2 separate regions of the Homo sapiens genome follow, and region 2 is linked to region 1. A link is an interaction called in ENCODE POLR2A ChIA-PET data of the cell type or tissue named here. Cell type or tissue: A673. All regions are shown on one strand. Each heading gives the region's core, and the rest is flanking DNA. Links, peaks and the distances in the headings are about the cores only.

Evidence for each region. Peaks named below come from ENCODE experiments on the same cell type or tissue, not always from the same donor. Only the 100,000 strongest peaks of a DNase experiment are listed, where the experiment ranks them.
Region 2: POLR2A ChIA-PET joins it to region 1 with 12 read pairs; 2 of 35 experiments call an interaction of 5 or more read pairs at or near these places.

The regions. Positions count from the first base shown.
Region 1 is chr11:102,772,399-102,785,389 of GRCh38, reverse strand. It overlaps MMP10 (matrix metallopeptidase 10), which reads left to right and starts at 4,762. Exons shown (of 10, transcript NM_002425.3): 1 at 4,762-4,903; 2 at 5,645-5,886; 3 at 6,029-6,177; 4 at 6,641-6,766; 5 at 8,614-8,778; 6 at 8,966-9,110; 7 at 10,069-10,202; 8 at 12,384-12,543. The coding sequence starts at 4,799. It also overlaps the pseudogene WTAPP1. In A673, for the core only: a CTCF peak has its summit at 4,740 (motif pointing right); a DNase peak (open chromatin) is centred at 4,739; H3K4me3 peaks cover 271 bases; H3K27ac peaks cover 1,237 bases.
Region 2 is chr11:102,652,146-102,665,136 of GRCh38, reverse strand. The region is part of intron 1 of MMP20-AS1 (MMP20 antisense RNA 1); the gene reads right to left. Among named protein-coding and RNA genes, the nearest start is that of MMP20-AS1, 18 kb to the right of the region's middle. RefSeq lists an enhancer at 1,613-1,782. In A673, for the core only: no CTCF peak of the experiment used is centred there; no DNase peak of the experiment used is centred there; H3K27me3 peaks cover 2,540 bases.

The sequences.
Region 1 (12,991 bases), core at 1,644-9,643:
GTGTTAGCAGGATGATCAGAGAGTTGGGAGAAAAGAACAAAAGCTAAGGAGATAAATTGAAGGCATGTTCAGGGGTGAGTTCAAGAATGAGAGATAGGCCAGGCGCGGTGGCTCATGCCTGTAATCCCAGCACTTTGGGAGGCCGAGGCGGGCGGATCATGAGATCAGGAGATCGAGACCATCCTGGCTAACACGGTGAAACCCTGTCTCTACTAAAAATACAGAAAATTAGCTGGGCGTGGTGGCGGGCGCCTGTAGTCCCAGCTACTCGGGAGGCTGAGGCAGGAGAATGGTGTGAACCCAGGAGGCAGAGCTGGCAGTGAGCTGAAATTGCGCCACTGCGCTCCAGCCTGGGAGACAGAGTGAGACTCTGTCTCAAAAAAAAAAAAAAAAAAAGAATGAGAGATAAAGAACAGTGTCAAGACATAAAAGAAAAAAAGCTGGGGAAGAACCAAGGTCCAAGCCAAGAGGTTGTTTTAAAACTTTTGTTATTACTATTATTTTAAATATATTTGGGGGGTACAAGTGCAGTTTTGTCACATGGATATATTGCATAGTGTTGAAGTCTGAGCTTTTAGTGTAACTCTCACTGGAACAGAAGACATTGTGCCCCCATTAGATAATTTCTCATCCCTCTTTTCCCTCCCACCCTCTTGAGTGCCCAGTGTCTATTATTCCACACAGTATATCCATGTGTACACATTATTTAGCTCCCACTTGTAAATCAGAACATGCAGTATTTGACTTTCTGTTTCTAAGTTATTTCACATAACGTAATGACCTCCACTTCCATCCATGTTACTGCTAAAGACATTACGTCATTCTTTTTATGGCTGCATAGTATTCCAAACAGTATGAGGATTTCTCAAAGACCAAAAAAATAGAACTACCATTCAACCCAGCAATCCCACTACTGGATATCCACCCAAAGGAAAAGAAATCATTATGTCAAAAAGATACCTGTACTTGTATGTTAATCGCAGCACTATTCACAATAGCAAAGATATGGAATGAAGCCAAGAAGTTTTTGATAAACATCCAAGTTGTAGTCATGAAGGTTTCTTCTGGCAGTTCTGAATAATCTCTTCCCACTTGTTAGCTTTTGATCGTGAGCTTATTATTCAATTTTTCTAATCTCAACTTTGTTGGGTTGTTCTGAAGTTTAAAAATAACTCACATTTAAGAACTGACTACAGTGGAAGCTCAATACCAGGCGTTTCACCTTTCTTTAAGTATGAGCTCTGTATGCTTCCTTGCCTGACCCTATACATACTTCAGTAGGTTTAACAAGTAATGAATTATATAAAGACAAACATAGGACTCACCTGCTCCAGGGCATTAATTTCTACCAGGTGTCATGGTTTAATGCAGGACAAGTTTAAACACTAACATCATTTCTGTGAGGCATGTGCTACCCTATAGGCTCCCAATTATAGTCGTAGCTATTACTACAATGTAAACTTTCATTGTATCATTACCACATAATAAAATCCATTAACAGGATGTGTCAACACTAATAAAGTTATGACTCAAGCGAAAATGGGCATCTCACAGCTTGTCAAATCAGGGCCTAGGGGCATTGTCACAGATTTGTCAGGCCAACAAGCTTTGTCTGTTAAAGGTGTTGGAGTGAAATAAGAAGAGATTTGTTCCCCAGCATAAAGCATACAAAATAACTTTGTGAGTGTGGTTATATCCACCCCATTTTACAGATGACAAAATAATGGCCTGAATTAATTACACACAGTCATGTGTGACTTAACAATGGGGACACATTCTAAGAAACATGTCCTTAGGCAATTTATCCATTGTGCAAACACCATGGATTAAACTTACACAAACCTCTATGGTACAGCCTACTACATGCCTAGACTATGTGGTATAGCCTTTTAAAAATTTCTTGGGGAAAGTTATCCTCCCATCTCAGCCTTCCAAGTAGCTGAGAGTAGAGGTGTCAGCCACCATGCCCAGCAAGCCTATTACTCCTAGGCTACAAACCTATACAGCATGAAATTCTACTGAATACTGGAGGCAATTGTAACATAATAATAAATATTACTGTATCTACACATATTTTAACATTAAAAAATACAATAAAAAGATGGTATTAAAGATAAAAAATGGTACAACTATATAGGGCACTAACCAGGAATGAAGCTTGCCAGACTGGAAGTTGCTCTAAGTGAGTCAGTGAGTGAGTGGTGAGTGAATCTGTACACTATGTAGACTTTATGAACATTGTATGCCTAGACTACACTAAATTTATAAAAGCATTTTTCTTTCATCAATATAAATTAACCTTAGCTTACTGTAGTAACTTTTTTACTTTATAAACTTTTTAATTTAAAACTTTTTTTGACTCTTTTGTAATAACACTTAGGTTAAACACAAACGTTTCACAGAGGTACAAAAATATTTTTTTCTTGATATCCTTATCCTATAAGCTTTCTACTATCTTTAATTTTTTTTATTTTTTAAACTATTTTTTGAGAATGAAGACACAAAACACGAATTAGCCCAGGCCTACACAGGATCAGGATCATCAATATCACTGTTTTCTACCTTCACATCAAGTTCCACTAGAAGGTCTTTCAGGGCAGTAACGCTGATGCAGCTGTCGTTTCCTATGATAATAATGCCTGCATAGGGCAGTAACCATGGAATGCCTTCTGAAGGACCTGCCTGAAGCAGTTTTACAGTTAACTTTTAAAAAAAAGGTACACTCTAAAATAAATGATAAAATGTATAGTAAATGCATAAACAGTCATTTATCACTATTATCAAGAATTATGTACTGTACACAATTGCATGTGCTAGACTTTCGTATGGCAGCACAGTAGGTTTGCTTACACCAGCATCATCACAAACACATGGGTAATGTATTGTACTATGACATTATGTTGGCTACAATGACAATAGCTGATGGGTGCTTATCAGCTCTGTATTAGTTTGTTCTTGCATTGCTATCAAAAATACCTGAGACTGGGTAACTTATAAAGAAAAGAGATTTAATTGGTTCACGGTTCTGCAGGCTATATGAGAACCATGGTGGCACCTTCTTCTGGGGAGGCCTCAGGAAACTTACAATCATGGCGGAAGGCAAAAGAGGAGCCTGCACTTTACATGGCCAGAGCAGGAGAAGAAAGAGAGGGGCTAGGTGCTACACACTTTTAAACATCCAGATCTCATGATAACTCACTCACTCACTATGACAAGAACATCACCGATGGGATGGTGCTAAATGGGCATGAGAAATCCGCCCCCGTGATCCAATCACCTCCCACCAGGCTTCACCTCCAACACTGGGAATGACAGTTCGACATGAGATTTGGGCAGGGACACAGATCCAAACCATATCAAGCTCCATTATAATCATATGGGACCACCATCATATATGTGGTCCATTGTTGACTGAAACATTATACAGTGCCTGACTGTACTTGCTCAATGTCCAGCTGACTTTATTTGAGTCTAGTTGTCAGTCCTTCTCCCTCTGATATTCAAGCTGATGTCACCACACTGTAGAGCAAACTCTTTGGCAACAGTAAGTCACAAGTTGACTTGGCTGGCTCAGTGTATATCCCAGTTTCTCTCCAACTCTGGCTTGGAAGTCTCAGAGCCTCTTGGTTCCTGGAAGTCTCACCTGTCCAGGCTACCTTAAGTAGGGTGGGGATGGTGGGCGATACTGAAAAGATCATTCCTACACACTTATTATTTTAATCTCTCATCACTTTGCAATTATGTACTTCAGACATGGTAGAGTTAATTTATCTTTAGTGAGAGAAAAATATAGTTCTTTACTATAAGAATTTCAGGGTTCTTTATATTAACAGGTTAATTTGACAAAACAGTTATTGCAGACTTACTGTGTTACTGCGTAAAAAGCACTTTATTTGGCTGAGAAAACAAGAAAGAAAATACTATTTGTGGGCAGGGGTGGATCGTTAGACATGTGAAAGAAAGGGAGGATTTGAAATCATTTCCCATTACAGATCTCAATCCATCTCCTCCTTTGTACCTTAAGAGGAGAAAGAAAGGGGGAAAAGAATTTTTAAAAGCAAAGAAGAGGAAGAGGGTAGGAGGACCATTTCAGTCTAACATGCAATTTAATTTTTTCCATTTAACAAGTTTTATGGAGCAGTTACTTTGAACATAATTATACACTGGGAAATGGAGAATGAGTGAACACCAAAGCTTCTCTCTTTGGATTCTTTTCTCTACATGCTCCATGTCCTTCTCACAATACCCCTACTCCACGGCCAGTAAATCCATCTGAAAATCAATAATAGCTATTGTAAACAAGGACTCAAGAAGTGAAATATTTGTTTTAATATCTTTGTAAATAACAACTCCCACATTTAGACCACGACTATATTTGGAATTTATTTCCGTTGACCTACTTAATTCTTACCTGCTTATATTTAAGTTTAAAACATAATCTTCTTAAAAGAAAATTGCACTGATTTTAAAATGTCAAAACATTTGGCATTTTACCAAGCTTGTCAGCTCTCTTTAAGTAAATACAGAGACGTGAATTATCTAGCCAATTCTTTTTCGTCTTTACAAACACAGAAATCATTTCCTGGGGATTAATCATTCTTTCAAGTTTAGAAAGTTGAAGGAAAATACTGATGTAGGCTGTATCACCATTACATTAAATGTTTGTGAACATTCAGACTTAAAAAACACATGCATGAATCATACTGTTGGTGATCTCAGCATTGTCTCTGTATAAAAGAAAGGCCACTAGGGGGTAGAGCTAGAAGCCCAGTAGACAAAGAAGGTAAGGGCAGTGAGAATGATGCATCTTGCATTCCTTGTGCTGTTGTGTCTGCCAGTCTGCTCTGCCTATCCTCTGAGTGGGGCAGCAAAAGAGGAGGACTCCAACAAGGATCTTGCCCAGGTAATTAACGGTGGCATCTATTGCAGCTACTGGCCAGCTCAATTGTGTCTACTTGGTCTTCCAATACAAAGCAGAATGATTAGACTAGAGATCACTTTGTTAGAAAACTGTAGCATCAGAGAATAATTAACAGGCTGGAGGTGGAAATTATTTTTATGTTAACAGAGAAGAAAAGAAAGGTTCAGAAAGGGAATATAACTGCTCAAGGTTACAATAAAATAGTAGCAGTATATTTGTGGCTAAGTGAAAAGAACATATGGAGAATATATGAAACTCCTCTGGCTTTAGAATTTATTTAGTTAAAATTATTGGGGAGGGGAGCATGCTAAGTTTGATCTTTAAATCATATCAGGTAATAGTTTTCATATTTTTACTTGTCATATTTGGACAAAAGAGTTTACCACACTTCAGTCTTAAACCAGGTCTATAATAACAATGTAAGTAGAAAAGGTTAGTATTCTAACTTTTCACAAAACTATGTTAAAAGAGGGTTTCTTTAAAAACTAACAAAAATAATGCTAGACTTGAATTTTCAATCCCCAATTCCTTACTTGACTAGCAAACTAACATTGCAATAAAATTTAAAAATTTGTATGAAATGGGGAGTCTTAATGAAAAATCAAATTAAATGTGATAGCCTCTTTTGTTTTAAGAAACTAGAGGAAAATTACGATGGATTATAAAAGTTGGATAAATGATGGAAAATCACAAAAATGCCCTAAAAATTCTATTTTCCATTAGCAATACCTAGAAAAGTACTACAACCTCGAAAAGGATGTGAAACAGTTTAGAAGAAAGGACAGTAATCTCATTGTTAAAAAAATCCAAGGAATGCAGAAGTTCCTTGGGTTGGAGGTGACAGGGAAGCTAGACACTGACACTCTGGAGGTGATGCGCAAGCCCAGGTGTGGAGTTCCTGACGTTGGTCACTTCAGCTCCTTTCCTGGCATGCCGAAGTGGAGGAAAACCCACCTTACATACAGGTAATGGTTCAGATTAGTTTTCACATAATATTGAAACCTTATAAGTTACTCGTCATATTTGGATAAGTAACATAAAGTTTTCTTTAACAATTTTTCATAAAGGCAGGAGAAAATAACATCCTCTTCAATTTTTCTCCTCCAGGATTGTGAATTATACACCAGATTTGCCAAGAGATGCTGTTGATTCTGCCATTGAGAAAGCTCTGAAAGTCTGGGAAGAGGTGACTCCACTCACATTCTCCAGGCTGTATGAAGGAGAGGCTGATATAATGATCTCTTTTGCAGTTAAAGGTAATCAAATAAAGCATCCATTTATCTGGTGTATTCATCTGTTCAGACTGCTATAGCAAGTTACCTTAGACTGGGTAATTTATAAACAACAGAAATTTATTGCTCACAATTCTGGAGGCTGGGAAGTCCAAGATTAAGGTGCCAGCAGATTTAGTGTCTGATGAGAGCCTATTCCTCATAGATGGTACCTTCTGTGTCCTCACACGATAGAAAGGGCCAGGAGGTTCCCTCAAGCTTCTTTCATAAAAGCACTAATCTCATTCATGAGGGCAGAGCACTTACGACATAATCACTTCCTAAAGACCTAACCTCTTAATACTATATTTCATTGGGCATTGAGTTTCAACATATGAATTTGCAGCAGACACCAACATTCAGACTATAGAATCTACTGTTGTTTAATTGGAACAGGGTAAAAAGAAATTCTGAACACTTATATTTCCATTAATTTGTTCCCTATCAGAACATGGAGACTTTTACTCTTTTGATGGCCCAGGACACAGTTTGGCTCATGCCTACCCACCTGGACCTGGGCTTTATGGAGATATTCACTTTGATGATGATGAAAAATGGACAGAAGATGCATCAGGTGGGTCGTAAACCTCTCGGGAACATTTCAGGAATAATGTCCAATCCTACCCAAAAATAATTGGATTATCTAGAACGAGCAATAAATCGAATATACTAGTAACTGAATTTTTTTATTACCTGAGTTTTAAACAGAAGTACTGTTTGTTTCAATCATTATTGAAGAATTTTATAAAATGTCTGTATTTTCATGTTTGCCCCCACCAAGTACAATATTGTAAAAACCATTCAACCTCATCTCCACAACTCAGGATCTTGTGGGGGTTTGAGGATCAGCATAATTAATAATGTTTTTCATCACTTTAATGATAGATGATTAGGATAGAATGAATTCCATTAAACCAGTTCCAATCCTAACATTTGCCCTCAGGTTTTCTTTCTTTCTTCTCATTGGCCTCCTTTTTACTTAAAAGTAGAGATCAGGAGAAAATGCCAGGAACTGAAAAAAAACTGTTAGGTCATCTTTTCGAATAAACATGTCACTGTCTCTAGCTTAGATGGGTTTTTTTCGCCCTAAATTGGCTTGGAAACACTTTACATCTAAACATAATGACTAAAATTAACTGTATGCTATTTAATTTTTAAAATGGCTTCTGAAGTTTAGAAACACACTGTTGAAATAATCACTATTTCTGACAGTGCCTGGGATTTTTAATGTAAATGCAAAGAACATCTTTCCTGAGTACAAGACTCAGGAGGCTGAGGCACGAGAATCACTGAACCCAGGAGATGGAGGCTGCAGTGAGCCGAGATTGTACCACTGTACTCCAGCCTGGGCAACAGAGTGAGACTCTGTCTCACGAGACTGAAGTTTGTGTTGCATGAAATGATTGCCTTTTATTTGAACAACTGTTCTTTTCTGCACAATTCTTGGAGCCTTGGTTAAATAATATCTACTACTAAATTCAATAAAACCCTTTTTATAATATTTTTAAAAAGCTGAATCTAGCTGTGTTTGTGCTGCAGAAAACTGTTATTGGGCATGTTTCTGTTTTAAACTAAAGATTGTACACATCCAATGGCACCTATTACTGGGAAGATTTTTGACAATCAAAAATTATTTGATTATGGCCAGGCACCAGTGGCTAATGCCTGTAATCCCAGCATTTTGGGAGGCCAAGTTGGGTGAATCACTTGAGACCAGGAGTTTGAGACCAGCCTAGCCAACATGGTGAAACCTTATCTCAACAAAAATACAAAAATTAGCCGGGCATGGTAGCACGTGCCTGTAATCACAGCTACTCAGGAGGCTGAGGCACGAGAATCGCTTGGACACATACTCCAGCCTGGGCGACAGAATGAGACTCTGTCTCAAAAAAAAAAATTACTTGAGTATGATGAAGAGGAGGAAGAGAAAATCAGACTAAACCCCACAAGAAATAACCACAGTCTTCTGGCTTAAAAGTTTGAACGTAAATGTTATATGATTAATTTTAACCAAGGTTGCAACTGGCAAGTGTTCCTAAATTTGAACAATGACTTTTTATTTTTAGACAACGAAGAGTTATATTTACTGACATGCTATTAGTCTTGTCCTTTCAAAAAAAAATCTTTTGAAAATAATGCTTCTCATTTGTCAATATAGGAAAAGTGTCTTAGTTTTCCTGACCAAGGAGGGATCTAGGGAGGGATACGGTGAAAAACTGTCTTATATATTGACTTAAAGTCAACCTTGAAAAACACATTAATTTCTATAAAGTATGGAATGTGCCAATCAATGAACCAATCCACAAATACTGAAAAGACATTGTGGTTTCAAGGATGGCCTGTACAGCTGGCATATGTTCTGTATGTGTATTTATGGAAGAAAGAGCTGGTGAATTCTGAACATTTATGATTTTCATACAGGCACCAATTTATTCCTCGTTGCTGCTCATGAACTTGGCCACTCCCTGGGGCTCTTTCACTCAGCCAACACTGAAGCTTTGATGTACCCACTCTACAACTCATTCACAGAGCTCGCCCAGTTCCGCCTTTCGCAAGATGATGTGAATGGCATTCAGTCTCTCTACGGTGAGTGATGCTGGAAAAATTAGGCATTGCAGATCTACAATGACAGTCCTCCAGAAAGCTTTCCAGTGCTACCTAAAGTATTTCTGATTTGGCCTGAAGCACTTTGAGAATGTTTGAAAGGCACACAAATTGACAGATGCATCACATTTTTTTTTAATGTTTGCATCCCCAAATCTGTTTCCTTTAGGACCTCCCCCTGCCTCTACTGAGGAACCCCTGGTGCCCACAAAATCTGTTCCTTCGGGATCTGAGATGCCAGCCAAGTGTGATCCTGCTTTGTCCTTCGATGCCATCAGCACTCTGAGGGGAGAATATCTGTTCTTTAAAGACAGGTCAGACCAGAAAATTATATTTTCCTATCTATTCTTTTGATGTACAGTGCTTAGAAAGAAAAACAGAAACTTGACAGAGCTTTTTTTTTAATTTTAGGTTCAGGGGTACATGTGCAGGTTTGTTATATAGATAAACTCGTGTCACAGGGGTTTGTTGTACAGATAATTTTGTCACCCCAGTACTAATCCTAGTACCCAGTAGTTACTTTTTCTGCTTGACAGAGATTTTTTAAAATATAAAATTTCCTCTACATTTTAAAATCATTCAGATCTAGTTCTTGCTGAATTTTTAACATCTTCTTAGAATTGTCCAGATCATTTTTTACAGACTTATAAGGGATGATTCTTGGTCCCTAGACTGTAAGTTTGATTAAGGCAGGGAGTTATATCTGTTTCGTTCATTTTTTTAAAATATCATATATCATGGAACTTCTTCAGAAAGCACTGGTGGATCCTTAGAAGCAGGGTGGTATCTTTCCATTTACTAATATATGCTACTATTTAAATTAATTACTTTTGGAAAAAAGTGATATGTGCTTGTGGCACAATATTTAAACACTACCAAAAGATACGGAGTTAAAAAATCTCTCTCCAGTCTTTGGCCTACCGTCCTCCAGCTCCCTTCATATGTGCAACCACTGCTACCAATTTCCTTTGACTCTTTACAAAAATGTTCTACTCATATACAAGCATCAATATACACATAATATTTTTTAAAATATTAGGACATAATATGCACACTGTTTATGGACTTTTAGAATGGAACCAAGCTAAATAATTTTACTGGAACCAGTCACAAGTCCTGCCATCGATTTCATTACCCTGGAATCACATGCAGGAGGATGGTTTAATACAGACTTCTATGAATGGGTGAATTAGCATGGATTTAAAAAAAAAGAATTTTTTTTTCACATATCTAAAAGAGAAAGACAATTGCAAGTAATTTTATGTATTACAGATATTTTTGGCGAAGATCCCACTGGAACCCTGAACCTGAATTTCATTTGATTTCTGCATTTTGGCCCTCTCTTCCATCATATTTGGATGCTGCATATGAAGTTAACAGCAGGGACACCGTTTTTATTTTTAAAGGTGAGTACTATATAAGAATTTCAACTTGCTGGAATAAATCCTATTGCAAAAATTTTATTGACATGAGTTTTATCCATTATATTAAAGTTTAGATTACTGAAAGACCTTGTGCTAACACTTAAATAAAATTTGTACAAAGAACATTATAAACTTTATTTTAGAGACCTCTTAAGAAAATAGGTGGCATTCCATATTCATAAAAAATGCAAGATAGTAAAAATGTCAATTTATCTATAGATACAAGACATTTTCATTTCAAATACCAAATGCCAAAAGATTTTTCATGGAACTTGACAAATTAGTTTTACAATTTATATGGCAGAGGAAAGGCCAAGAATAGCCAGGATGCTCCTGGTGAACCCATCTTATTAGATGAGGAGAAAAGCCCTGTGTTATAAAACTTTAATCGGTAAGATGTAGTATCAGTGCAGGGAGAGATAAATTAACTAATGGAGATATTCAGGTATAGAGGCTTCTTTATCAGACTTTTAAACTACTGTTTCAATTTGTTTTATTGGTAATATGCTATTAGAGTTTCTATTACTTCTTGAGTCAGTTTTGTTAACATGTTTTTCTAAAAATTTGCCAATTTTGTCTGTTTTCAAATCCATCAGAAAAAGTTTTTGGAAAATTATTTTGTTGTAATTTGAATTATTGCTGAAGTTTTGTTTTCTTTTTCATTCTTAATACTGAATCCTTTTGCCTTTCTCTTTTTTCTTCATCAATCTCATAATATATGTAATAATTTTACTGATCTTTTCAAAGGACTGACTTTTGGCTTTATTTACTCTCTATATTATATTTTGATTTCCCGTTTAATTAGTTTCTGTTCATATCTTTATTGTTGCCTTAATTTTTGTTTACTTTGAATTGATCCTGTTATTATTGTTATAGCTTAAGTTTGATACTTACCTTATTAACTTGTAACTTTTTTCTTTTCTAATACAAGCATTTATACCTATAAATAACCATTTCTTCTGTTTCATCCAGCAAATTTCGATATGCAGTATTTTCATTTTGTTCAATTTTAATTCTTTAATTTCTCATTTTTATTTTTTCCCTAGACTCATAGGTGATAATGGAATATTTTTAAATGTCAAGCTTTATGGAGATTTTAAAAATATTTATTTCTGGCAATCTCACTTATGTGAAGATCAAATGAATGTGAAATTGCAGTAGAAATTGTAAAGGATTACATAACTCTAACGTATTGTTATCAAGTAATGTATCTCACATTTACATATCACTTGCACTGTGTCAGACGCCATTCTCATTGGTGGAGGTCAGGACTGAAAAGGGCTCATATTCTAGAAGGGGCAGCAGAGATGAAGCCTTTGGCAGCCTACATATGACAAGTGCTGGGACTGAGAGAAGGAAGGGTGCCATGGGAGCACCTGACTCATACCCAGGACTCAGCAAAGATCCCTTAGGGGAGGTGATGTTAGGATGGGTCTTAAAGTTCTCTATTGTTGTGCAGAGATGGGCTGGGTGTACAGAAAGTAGAAAGGTCTTTAAGAAAGAAGAAATTGTTTTTACCAAGTAAGAGCATATCTGGAACTGCTCAGACAGATACAAGTCATTCGGTTCAGACGAAGCAAGAGAGATAAACAACAGATGGACATTTTAGATTAGTGAATCTGGCAGTGAGTGCGAAGAAGGAATTCAGGCTTGGGGTCTGGGAGAGTGATGTAACAAAGTAAATGCAGAGAGATTGATGGGATTTTATTGTCCTAACTCACTAGAATTTGAATGAATTCCGATAGTGTTCACAAGAAGCACAGATTGGAATTGGTGACTGTGAAATATCTCAAAGGAAGTGTCCAATAAGCAACTGATCTATTGGTATGAAACTTAAGAGAGAGAGGTCTAGGTGAGAAATTCAGGTTAAAAGTTTACCAACAATTATAAGAAATAACTAAAACTGATCTATAAATAAACTATAACATATAGATACAAATATATAAGACACAGAAAGGGCAGTGAATCAGAGTTATCTACTCATTTATTCATTCATTCATTCACTCGCTCATTCAGGGAGTATTTATTAAGGACTGGCTGTGAACTGGACATTATTAGGTTGGAATTAAAACCAAGCCTTCCTCTTTACCACAACAATGCACTATAATTATTTTTAAAATCAATGGCTTCAAGTAAAATGTCTTGGATTTATTTTTTCAATAGGAAATGAGTTCTGGGCCATCAGAGGAAATGAGGTACAAGCAGGTTATCCAAGAGGCATCCATACCCTGGGTTTTCCTCCAACCATAAGGAAAATTGATGCAGCTGTTTCTGACAAGGAAAAGAAGAAAACATACTTCTTTGCAGCGGACAAATACTGGAGGTGAGATGCAAGAGAAATGACTTTCTATGAAGCCTGATTAAGAAAATTATTTTCTTTCTTTAAGGATATTTCCCTACCCTACACCCACCCTCTAACTTTCTCTAACTTCAAAATTTATGATTATGAGGAAGACAGCTTATTGTTCTACCTTCCGGATACAAAGGCCTCTCAGAATGGTGATCACTGGGCCATATACTCAGACACTAAAAGACATCAGGAGAGGCCAGCTGAGGTCCAAAGGCATTCACCTCTTATTCCATTTCCAGTCACCATGTGGCTGCCATAGGAAGCCCAGGTGTGGCAGGCTTTGGAGACAGGATCTACAGGGTCCCAGTGTGACTGAGAACCAGAGGTTTATTTTTAGCTAAGTGATTTAATTAATTTTGCATTATGAATTCATTATGTCTACACAGTCTTTATGTATTTATAGTAGACACAGGGAAATTTG
Region 2 (12,991 bases), core at 1,747-9,746, 120 kb after region 1:
CCTCTTGCTCTATCATTAACAGTAACCAGCTTGTCCCTTCATTAGTCCCCCATACATCCCATCCACTCCCAGCCAGGCTGAGTGTCCCTCGGTGCCCCTGTTAGCATGTGTCTGGGACCACCTAAAGGGTCCTGGAGAAAGGCCCCTAAATGGTAACGTTCAGTACATGATGGCAGATTGTACTTAAAATGGTAGATGTTAGAATATAGTTAACTGGAGGTTCTAGAGCCAGACCACCTGGTTCAATCTCCCTTCTACCACTTACTAACTTGTGACTTGGGAAATTATACCACCTTAACCTCTCCGTGCCTTAGTTTCTTCCCTGGCAAAAAAGGTAGCAATAATAGTACCTATCTCATAAAGGTTTTTGGAGGATTAGAATGATACAGATAAAGCTCTGGAACAACCTTGTCACATAGTAAGCATTTAGTTAATTCTGATTATTATTGAGTGTCTGCTATATGTCAGTCACAATGCTAGAAACTTGACATATATTACTGAAACGGGAAAACTTCCCTTGCCCCCCTCATGGGGCATGCAATGGAGGAGTGGCTCGCCTCTTCAGTGCCTCACTGCTCAAGCCTCTAGGGGGAGCATGCAGACGGGCAGGCTGTGGGGCTTCAACCCCACGACAGTGTCTAGGGGTGAATGTTTACAGCTGAAACCCTAGTGGGCATGTGTTACAGGGTGTTCTTTTAGTTTAGCTGTTTGTAGGCGGCTTCTGTTAGCTCAATTAGACCCCTGCCTTATCACAAGGACAGAGGGTTTTCTGTATCCCAGGTTCTTGCCTTGGTGTACCAGAAGAATCAGATCACGCATGGGCTTGGAGAATGAGTGCAAGGTTTTATTGAGTGGACATATCTCTCAGCACATGGGGAAGCCAGAAGAGAGATGGTTTTCCTGTGGAGTTGGGCCGCTCGGCGGCTTGGGCTTTTCTCCAACTGCCGCCTTGTTCCACCTGTTGATGGCCTGCTGGCCTGCCAGCATCTGTCGTGTGCTCTTCCTCCAGCATGGTCCCCTCCATGTCCTCTCGATGTCCAGCCACTTGTGTCTTCTTCCACCGATGTGTTTCTCTTAACTTCCAGCAGCTTGTGTGTCTGCCTGCTAGGGCCTCAGGGTTTTTATAGGCACATGATGGGGACATGGCAGGCCAGGGTGGTCTTGGGAAATGCAACATTTGGGCGGGAAGGCTGGAGTATCTGTCCTCACCTAGGTCATTGGGCACAGGCCAAGGGTGGAGCCCTCGCCAGGGACCATGCCCTTCCCTTCCCAGCACTTCCCTTCCCCGCTTCTATATCATTACTTCTCATACTTACAGCAACACTGGAAGCGGGCAGTACTTTCTTCCTTCAACCAGTGAAAGGGCTGAAGTCCATAGAGATTAAGTATCTGTCTCAAATTCACATGGTCAGGACATTTCGAAGCAAGGATTTGAATCTACTTATGTGATTTTTGCCATACCTGTACTATTATTTACCAAATAACCTTTAATTTGGCTCCTTTTCCTTTAAATAAATATAATATATTAATAAATCTAAACTTCATTTCATTTTCACAAATAAGTTTGATGTGTTCACTAATTCTCCTCATTCACATAATAAGTTTACAATAGTTAAATGTTTGTCCACATTTCACCTAAAAATATCAGATATTCCACAGTAATTAGTAAAAATATTATATATTCCACAGTACATGGTACTAAGCCATGTTACTTAGCCTGTTTTTACTTATATGCACTTCACAAGAATAAAGTAATCACTTAACTTATAAATTAAAAGGACTTTAAAAGCAATCTAAGCCAGGAATAAGTAGCCTTCAATTTTTATGTCAATTTTGACGAATTGAAAATGGCTGCCCAGAATAATTACTGTGTTGGACACAACAAGAAATAACGCCATGCTCTCTGTGCACCGTAGGCCCAGGAGCCTGGAGTGAGGGGACTGGCCACATATTTGCCATTCTTTGTCTAGTCCCATCTACTCAACTTTTCAGAGATGATGCCCCATTAACTCTTCTTCCTCCCACCGCCATTACTTTACCAGATAACCAGGAGAGCCATATTTTACCAAGAGACACAGTAAGTAAGCAAGGAAGGAGACTGGCAACTCTCCTGATTCTGCAGTGATGGCACCTTAGGAGACACACAGGGAACTTAGGGTCATCAAAAAGGCAATTAAAAGGGCTGACAGACAATGTGCTGGATAGGACATCCAGGCAAGGAGAGTAGAAAAACATCAAGGAGCTGTAACAGCCAGACACAATAGGATCCTGGCAAGTAAATATTGTTTAATGTGATGACTGTGTATTAAACCTGAAGTTAGCATTTAGCCCCTGTCAGTCAGCCAGCAGGATGCCTCTAAGTGCTTACTGGGGCTCTTGTATATATATATTTTCTTGCTCCAACACATACTTAAGGCAGACACTGGGTTGTGGTAAAGGATCTCTTTTATGGTTATTTACTTGGACCAAGTTGTTATGCCCATGCAGACAAGCCTCTACTTATTTGGTCTCATTTGAAGGATTAAAAAAAAAAATCTCCTACTGATTGTCCCTGTATAATTCTTCCTATTCTTTCTGTTGTTAAAAGGAAGGGAGGTTTGTTCAGTGCTTAGGATCTCTCCAAAATCTACAAAAGAAGAGTCAGAGGCCCTTCCTCTTCTGGCAAGACTAGATCCCTTTTTCAGAAAACGTCTGAAAGATCACAGTTCAGAAAAGAGTTAACATAGCAGACTTGAAAACTGCTATCCTTAGAAAGCCCTGCTTACAAGGTTGGCCTTTAGGCTGACATCTGGAAACTTAGATTTCAGAAGATTCCTACCATTCACTGGCAAGAATGGCTCACTGTACCTAAACTGTGCAAATATGGTTTACAATGAACACCTGCTTTCCTTCTGGGAGTCTGGAATTTGGGTACATGGCAGGCAGAGGCAGGTAGAGAGGGCATGCCCCCAGACCCCAATGAAAAACCTGGGCACTGAGTCTCTAACGGGCTTTCCTGACGGACAACATTTCACACTTGTTGTCACAACTCATTACTGAGAAATTTAAGAGTGTCCTCTGTGACTACATTAAGAAAGGACCCCTGGAAATTTGCACCTAACTTACCCTGGACATGCACCTGTTCCCTTTGCCAATTTTTATCTGAATCCTTTCACTGCAATAAATACTTGCTGTGAATAGGACTATACATTCTATACATTGAGTCCTATGAGTCCCTCCAGGGGATCGTAGAACCAGTAGCAGACCAGGGGAATCCACTGACACAAGCACTTTTGCTTTTCTGTGCTCTGGGAATATAAGTATATGGGTCATGACCAGAAAACAAACAAACAAAAATTGAGCTAAAAATATGAAATTTAGCTATAAAGTGTGAACTCCATAATCATCAACTAGAGAGCTGATCTATGTCTTGGACAAGTGGGGAAACATGGTGAATTTCCTGTAGCAATTGGAGAAGGGGTATTTTGCCCTTGAAAAGCATCATTCAATTTATGATCTGATCTTGTACAGAAGAAGAGAAAGTGCTATATAAATAAATACTAGTTAACACAAACAACCTCTCTTGAAGTAGAACCACCTCCAAACTAGAAATCTAAGATTCCTCCCCACTTTTTTATAAAAGCCTGCCTTCCATAAAGGCCTTTAGAAAAACTTAGACCTGAAAAGGAGCTCAGAGCTCATCATTCCCTCTCTTCTCAGTACAGAAATCCTCTTTAGAACATTCCTATCAGGTTATCTCTTGAGCACTTCCCGTTCACCCAATGCTTCTCAAAAATTTCCTCCAAACTACTCGAAGAAAATAAATCTTATTGGCAGAGTAGTTACAGGTATAGTTCAAATCAGATTTGAAAAGATAAATATCTCTGAGCATACCTTGCTTTTCCTTAAAATTTATCTGATTTTTGTTATTTCCTCACATGTCTGTGTTTTGTGGAGATATTCATCACCATTTTAAAAAGCATGCCTCAGGCCAGGCACTGTGGCTCACACCTGTCATCCCAGCGCTTTGGGAGGCCAAGGCAGGAGATTCGATTGAGCCCAGGAGTTGGGGACCAGGCAGGGCAACATATCAAGACCTTGTTTCTGCTAAAGATAATTTTTTTTCCAAAAACTTAGCCAGGTGTGGTAGCACATTCCCGTACTCCCAGCTACTAGGGAGGCTGAGGTGGGAGGATAGATTTAGCCTGGGAGATTGAGGCTGCAGTGAGGTTGGAACACCATTGCACTCCAGCCTGAGAGACAGAAAAAAACCTTGTCAAAAAAGAAAGAAAAAAAAATAATGTGGCCAGGCGTGGTGGCTCACGACTGTAATCCCAGCACTTTGGGAGGCTGAGGCGGGCGGATCATGAGGTCAGGAGATCGAAACCATACTGGCTAACACGGTGACACCCCGTCTCTACTAAAAATACAAAAAATTAGCCAGGCGTGCTGGCAGGCGCCTGTAGTCCCAGCTACTCAGGAGGCTGAGGCAGGAGAATGGTGTGAACCTGGGAGGCGGAGCTTGCAGTGAGCTGAGATCGCGCCACTGCACTCCAGCCTGGGGGACAGAGCAAGACTCCGTCTCAAAAAAAAAAAAATAAACAAATAATAAAGTATGGCCTTAGAGAGATTACTAAAGTACATTTTTATGTAACTTTTTTCTAATTACAAAACACAAAAAAAGTACAGAGAGAAAAGAACAATACCTATGCATAATCCCTGCACTCCTACCGCAAGATAACTGCTTCTAATATTTATGTGCCTGTCTTATAAATTTTTATTTTAAAGAAAAAAACAGCTATAAGATAGTGTGATAGGTTCTACTTGCAGAAAAAAATATATGAAAGAAAAAAAGAATGGAGAATTACAATCTTAACAGAAGAAGTGCCTGAAATCTACTTTGACTAGAAAACCTAGAGGTGAGAGAGACAGAAAATTAAACATAATAACCATGTTTTCATTTTAAAACACACCTTTCAAGTAAGGATCCAAATGCTTCAGATATACTAGGCAAAGATGGGGTCCAAGAAATTTAAGAAAGGTTGTCTGCACATGTATTCACCTTGATTCTTTGTTAATGTAAGGTTTGGTATCTATATACCCTTTAGTTATACTCACTCAGCAGCTGTCAGCAGAATCATTACACAGGTTAAGAAACAGCAGTGTTGGGAATTTATTTTCCAATGACATATATATACAGGTCTTTCCAAGAGGTAGAAAGCTTAGGTCTCATAAGACAAATAATTGTGCTTATAAGGCATTAGATTTCGTGGTTGGCCAGCTGAATAGGTCCATTTCAAGGTCCTAAAAGAAGTAGATGTTGCACACACACACACACACAAACACACACACACGCACACACACACACGAAGATGGGTGAAACTCCTGCTGAACAACAATATTCCACCAGGCAACTGGCTAAAGGAGTGGAATTTACTTCAATGGTTGGAAACCTAAGGGCATCTACAGTGTTTGAAAGAAACTGAGAACTTGCTTTAGAAGTCCAAGTTTTAGTCCAAGTTCTGTCCTTTACCATCTGGTTGTCTTCGCAAGCCATTTCACTTCTCTGAGCCTGTTTTCCCATCAATAGAATGGGTATAACAACGTCCACCTTGAATGATTGGGGGGTTACATAATTTAGACGGCCTGGCATGTAATAAATACTGCATAAATGTAGCCCAGAGAATTGCTACACTGATAAAATAAAACAATACATGTGAAAGCACTTTGTAATCTGTATAGTTATCTGGGAGTGGGAGAAAGCCAAACCTCACCAGAATACTATTGTTTAGAACTAAGGATTACATTTAATAAGGGCCTCATACATCAAGGAAGGCAAACAGATTGAGACAACTCCATTTGATGAGGAGCTGCTGTCTCGAATGCCACATTGTAAAAAATATCCTGCAGCCATGGGTTCAGAAGGGACAAAGAAATACAGCATTAATGCCAGTTATTGTAGCATAATCGAAATGAGTTAGAGCTTGAGCCCAGCGGGAACTTACAGAAAGACGTTCTGCCTACACCCCGGCTCCCTGATCTGCAGCTGCACCACTGAATGTTGCAGAAAAAGGTTTCATGAACAGAAAATGGCAATCATAAGACTTGTAGGGTGTATACGCTCTTTTCAAGTATATCTAAGTGCATGATCTCAAGTTACTGGATATCAGCAAAAGAGAACAGAGAATATTTCCAGCCACAATCCAAGGACAATATGGAGTATCAGTTTCCACTAAATATGAGATTAATGATAGCCCTACTTGATAGGGTTTCTATGAGGAATAAATTAGATGAAATACATAAAATACCTAGAACAGATCTAGCATGGGGCAAGCGTTCAATAATATATAACTATTATTATAAGGATAAAGATGTATTATCTTTTGTTTCAATAATTCACAATATAATTTGGGATTAGGTTGCAAAATTGATGAGTAATGTGATACTCAAGTCAGGTAAAATTATTTATTAATAATCTCTAAATTATCAAGACCTGCAGACTTGGAAGCTCCAAAGCAAATAATACATGACTTTAATCACTCTTTGTCTTTCAATTGATACCTCCCTTTACCTAGGGCAAGGGAAGCTTCTGTTTTAATGGAAAGGAAAAGAGGGAGGACGGAAGGAATTGAAGCTGGAATAGGCTTGTACAATGGGACAAATAAATATAGTTTTCACTCTTTATGACCAATACATACAGTTGGCTTCATTTTACAGTTGGCTTCAAGTTAACAGTGCATGTGATGCAAATCAATTTACAATTTTCCTTAATAATTAAATCAAATAGTAATAAAATACTTAAAGCTGTCTTTTACTATGCCTCAGTCTGACAACGAGAGATAACTACTGCAAACATAATGAATTATGTCTTCTGGTATTCAACTTCATTTCTCTAAATAATGTGCTTGTGCATTTATTTCCTAATTAATGTATCTTATACATTATCTAGTGACTTCTGTTAATATTAGCTCTATTACATTCCCACCAACCCTCCACCTCCTTTCTTCCCTACACTTCCTCTTATATCACAGTGTTTATATTTTTATTATGTAAATATTGTTTATTTCCAAGTCAAATAGTTTATTATTATTACATTCCCATTCACATACAGTTTTCTGGTATTTCTTTTTCTTTTCTTTTTTTTTTTTTTTTTGAGATGGAGTTTCGCTCTTGTTGCCCAGGCTGGAGTGCAATGGCGTGATCTCAGCTCACCACAACCTCCGCCTCCCGGATTCAAGTGATTCTCCTGCCTCAGCCTCACAAGTAGCAGAATACCAGCTACTTACAGGCATAGTTAGTGATTGCTTTATTTATCATTGCTACTGATTACAAGCATAGTTAGTGATTGCTTTATTTATCACTGCTTGGTTTTCTGTGCCCATTCCAAGTTTTTTTCAAATGCTGCAGCTGTTTTGATGTGTACCTATCAATAATTATTTAACTCAAATGCTAGCCAACCATTTAATTTAGTTATATCATTTTTCTCTTTCAGGATGAAACTGTCCATCCAGCTCTAAGGAGAACTGGTAGCTTCCTTGCCCTGATGCTTAGCTGTTTATACTGAAACTTCCCCTCCACTTCTCTCCTGTATTGGATCCCCTGATTCCTTGAAGTAATGTCTATTTTTCATTTTACCCTATCAATTGCTAAAACATGTTCTGCAATAACTTCCTGAGAAAAGATACATGAAAAATTAGTTTTTGGACTTCTCATGTATCTTGATTGATTGATTGATTGATTGATTTACGGGGTATGGAAACCTAAGTTGAAGTCACATCCCCTTAGAATTTTGAAGGTATTTCTTTACTATCTTCTAGAATCCTATATTTTAGCCATTTGAATTGCTATCCTTTGATTGTGACCTGTTTTTTCCTCTATAACTTGATGTGGGTTTTTTTGCATTTGTTGATCTGGGTAATTGGTGGACGCTTTCAGTCTAGAAACTTTCAGCCTTCAGTAAAGAGAAATTTTCCTATATTATTTATTTGATAATTTCTTCCTTTACTTTTTCTCAGTTCTATCTTTCTGGATCACTTCCTTCATTGGATGTTTGTTCTCCTTGTTTGATCTCCAATTTTCTCATCCTTTTTCCTTTGATTTTTAACCTCTAGTTCTATTTTCTGGACAATATCTTTCACTTTATTATCTACATTTTAATAAAATTAACCGATTCATTTGTATTAGTCAGGGTACTTAGGTGCAATGATTAGAAGGAAACTCTGGCTCATAAAGCAGAAAGGGAATGTACATAAAACATTTTGAGTAGCTTATAGAATATTTGCAATATGAAAGAACAGACGTGGAGGCTACAACAGCCAAGAAACCAGAGCACCCTCAATACTTCTCAGAACTTAATCCATAAAAGCATTACTGTAGCCCTCAATGGGCATAGCTTGCACTGCAATGCCACCAACACTGGGTGCTGTGTGGTGTCACTAGAATTTCTTCCAGTCTACCACTGGAGGCTGGAAGTAGCTGAAATCACAACTTCCAGACTCACCAGAATGGATCTGTGTGATACCTGAGTCTTCCTGTCACTAAATGCTAATTCAAATTCTGGAGAAACTGACCATGCCCTAGTTACAAGCAAATGTTTGACATTTTTGGTTTTAATATTGGAAACTGGCTCTGCCTCAAAAGGTAGGGAATCCCCCAAATGTATGATAAGGATTCAGAGCCTGGGCAATCACAAAGGATAAAAATGTCCACTGAGGTCCACACTTAATCCATCCTACACCAATGTTCACCCTTCTTCTACACTTCTAAAAAAATGCTTCTACATAGCATAATGCAATGAAAAATACCTTGTCCAACTAAAAAACATGCTTATCCTTTGCCCTAATATTTAAAAAGCAGTAAACTCAAAGTCTCACTGTTATTTATTGTTTCCATTCCAAGACCAGGATCTCTGAGTAATGTTCATGCTTCTCCGGTTCTATACTGATAACCTTCTATTCAATATCACATAATCTTGGATTAATTTGTGAATTTAACCAGAATGAACAAACATAAGGTAGTGGGAGATGGGGGATAAAGGAAAGAAAAGAAGGCAGTTCAACTGTCTAGGATATTTATTATTTTCAATGGCAAAACTCGCAATTACTTTTGCACCAACCTACAATAGAAGAAAATATTGGGAGATGCGGCTGTCCTTATTTCTCCAAATCCCCATGAAACTTGTGGCAGGCTGAAAAATGATTCTTCAAAGATATGTCCACATCCTAATCCTTGGAACCTGTATATGTTACTTACTGTATTTGAATACAGAGTCTTTGTAGCTGCAATTGAATTAAGGATCTTGAGATGAAGAGATAATCCTGGATTACAAACATGGGCATAAAATCCAATCATAGGAGTCCACGTAAGAGAGAAGCAGAGAAATGTTTGACACACACAGAAGAAGAAAAGTCAATGTGTACACCAAGGCAGAGATTACAATGATGTGGCCACAAGCCAAGGAATGCCAGCAGCCACCAAAACGTAGAAGAGGCAATAAATGATTATCCCCTAGAGCTTCTAGAGGGAGTATGTTTGTTCCTGCTGAAACCTTGATTTTAGCTCAGTGAAACTGATGTCATATTTATGGTCTTCAGAATTGTAAGAGAATAAATTTCAGTTATTTTAACCAGGCTTGTGAGAGGTTGTTAACAGCAGCCACTGGAAAGGAATATGAAGCTACAGTAGAATTTAGGATTTTCCTTCTCTATTATCAGGCTCAGAAGTCTGTGTTTGTCAAATGCTTCTTATGAGATTCTAGACATTATTCAGATTTTTAAATTACTTCTTTGGTAGCAGCAGCATCTGCTAAATGAGTCACTTCTTCACCACCCTGCTATTTCCTTCTACGGGGAGGAGTTCCTATACCTTTAATACTTCTGATCTGCCCATTTTCTCACTAATTGGTGAATTTGGAAGGAGAAGTTCCTTTCTTTTGGGAGCTTGCTCCCTGCACAGAGGTTTTTGTAGCTGGGTAGTTGGCTTTTAACTGCTACAACCTGAACAAAAGACTTTTAAGTCTAGGCTGCAGAGTATTGTGACTTTTGTGGATGATTATAGTTTAAGGAGGCCAAGTCCAGAGGCAGAACCTGACCCATGGGGAGGTTTCAAAGAAATGTCAGTTGAAAGCCACTGGGCCTCAGCAAAGACACTGGAGCCCTCAGGTCTCAGCAAAATCTCCAGGAAGAATATTTAGTGGGGGCAAGAAAACCGCAACTGGAGGAAGTTCACCCAGAGGCTGGCAAGCAAACTGATTGCTTTGTCCTCAGCAAACTTACAGGCCCATAGTAGGCACAGGCAGCTTCACAGTATAGGCAAAAGCAGTTCAAACTTTAACTACATGTAACATACCTGTCTGGGCAGCAGGACCTCTGCAGATGCCTTGGAATATGTTAGGAAGCCTGAGTCAATAAGAACCCCCGAGGCAAGGGTCCAGTTGTAGCGAAACACAAGTGTTTCTTCCTATAAGCCTTTGAGACATTAGTTATAGCACAACATTTGTTTTTTTAAGCTTAAAGGAAGGTAAACTCATGTGCACTACAGAGCACTAGGGAGATTCACATATATCCATGCTAGCTTTATATCATTTATCATCATTTATGTCACATTAGCTTCATATATCCATACTAGCTTTATATTATTCGTGTCCAGCCAACATAAGATGTACTAGATTGGCTGTTTCAACTTCCATTCTACATTCCCAAGGGGAAAACTGCAACAAGGTCTTAGGTTGAACTAGTAAGTCTTGTATATGTACTCAAGATCATCCTCATTCAGTGGTACCCCATTTGGTTAATTTCTTATAAGGAAGAAACCTTCCCCAGGATGCAGTTTTCTTTAACCTAAACAACCTGACAGGTGCGTGACACATGACTGACACGTCTGTGACACATGACTGACACGTCTGTGACACGTGTGTGACACGTGACTGACAGGTGTATGACACGTGTTATACGTTAATGACATGTGTGTGGCATGTGACTGACACATGAATGACAGGTGACTGGCACATGACATGTGTGACACGTGACTGACACATGTGGCACAGACTGACAGGTGTATGACACTTGTGTGACAGGTGACTGATGTGTGTGACACGTGACTGACACATGTCTGACATGGGTGACACATGACTGGCACATGACTAACACGTGTGGCACGTGACACTTAAATGACATGTGTGTGACACGTGGCTGACATGTGGCTGACACGTGTGTGACACATGACTGACACTTGGCTGACACATTTCTGACACATGGCAGGTATGTTCTGACACATAGCTGATGTGGGGGGGGGGATGTGACTGACGTGTGTGACCAGTGTGTGACCCATGACTGAATCATTGCTGACCCGTGAATGACTCGTGTGTGACCCGTGTGTGACCCCTGTCCAGCTTATTTTTGTTTTTTTAGTAGAGACGAGGTTTCACCATGTTGGCCATGATGGTCTTGATCTCTTGACTTCATGATCCACCCTCTTGGCCTCCCAAAGTGCTAGCATTACAGGTGTAAGCTACCGCACCTGGCCTCAAATGATATTCTGTTGGAAATGAGAATGGATGTACAGGTGAATATTCCTTTCAGGTATGGTAGATATGCAAGGTCATATTAGTTTCTCTTGGAGATTTCTCCCTACTCAGCTTTGGCTCACAGCATGCATTGTTAAGAGGATTCTGGAAGCTTGACATTGACCTTCTTGTGTCTTAGAGACATTAAAACAAAGAAGGCTTTCTTTTTCTACTTTTCACTCAGGAAACTTAGAGTATTTGGTAACATAAAATACTGGGTTCTAGGGAAATAACTGTCCCTGGGATAACTGCTCTAGAGCCTGAAAATTGATTTTTTTTTTAATTTGGTGAATATGGCCAGTACTGACAAATGTGTGCAGCATATTAAGATGAAACACCAAAATTGTTGCTTCAGAACAATTCTGGAGTCCATGAAGGACCCATACTCCTCCCAGGGAGAGGAATCCCAAGCTATAGGTGCCACAGGAGCCCACCCCACCCTCTCAATGAGACTGAGCAGAAAAAGAAACTGAGGAGGGCACTTTCATGTCTTTAGATTTTTAACTCACAGGAGTAGGAGAATTTAAATTACTGAGGGGATTCGATTCCCTGGAGCTTTCATGTCTTTTAACTTTAGCTTGCAAGGGGATTTAATCTTCAGGCCTTAATTCCTCTCTGGGAATTTGATGATGGGAGGAGGCTTATACCCAAATGTGGAACATCTCTATCTTGCCAGGCCTTTTACTACTACAGGGTCTCCATGCACTTCATTTTGGAGCATTTTATGATATCACTTGATCTCACTGTAGAACTTCTGACAACACTGACTAACTAAACAAAGAGCAAAGCAGTAAGAGGTGTCCTCTCCATGGTGAAGAGTGTTTTCAATCGTTGACATTATTCAGAATTGTTGGTGCATCATAATAATAAGTCACACCAAGCCTAAACCAAGGGTGGAATATCCACTGGAGGGTTTCTTCTCTTGGGAAATCATTTTCAGATAAGCCACAATTGGGAGTATAGCGGATAATTTAGGAAGGGAAATAGAATAATAGATTTTCTTAGCTTTGGATGTAGAAGGTACTTAAAATTGGTTTAATTAACATACATTTCTGACTTATTTCAGAACCTTGTAGAGGCGAAAATTCACATTGCCTCTCGATAGTCCCAGGATCAAAGCCAGAGGATCAGAGGTTGTGACTGAGGCAAGGGCCTTGTGAAAGCCTGCTGATCTCCTCCCATGAGGGGGATAGATAGCCCACTGTTGGTTAACCACAGGGTTAATGTCCCAGTCACTGAATTGATTGACCAAAACTTGAGATCTAAAAGTCCTAGCCACAGCAATTAGGCAAGGGGAAGAAATAAAAGGCATCCAAATAGAAAGACGGGAAGTCAGACTGTCTCTCTTTACTAATGATATGGTTCTTTACCTAGAGAATCCCCTAATCTCTGCCCAAGTCTCTTAGATCAGATAAATAACTTAGGCAAAGTTTCAGGATAAAAGACCAA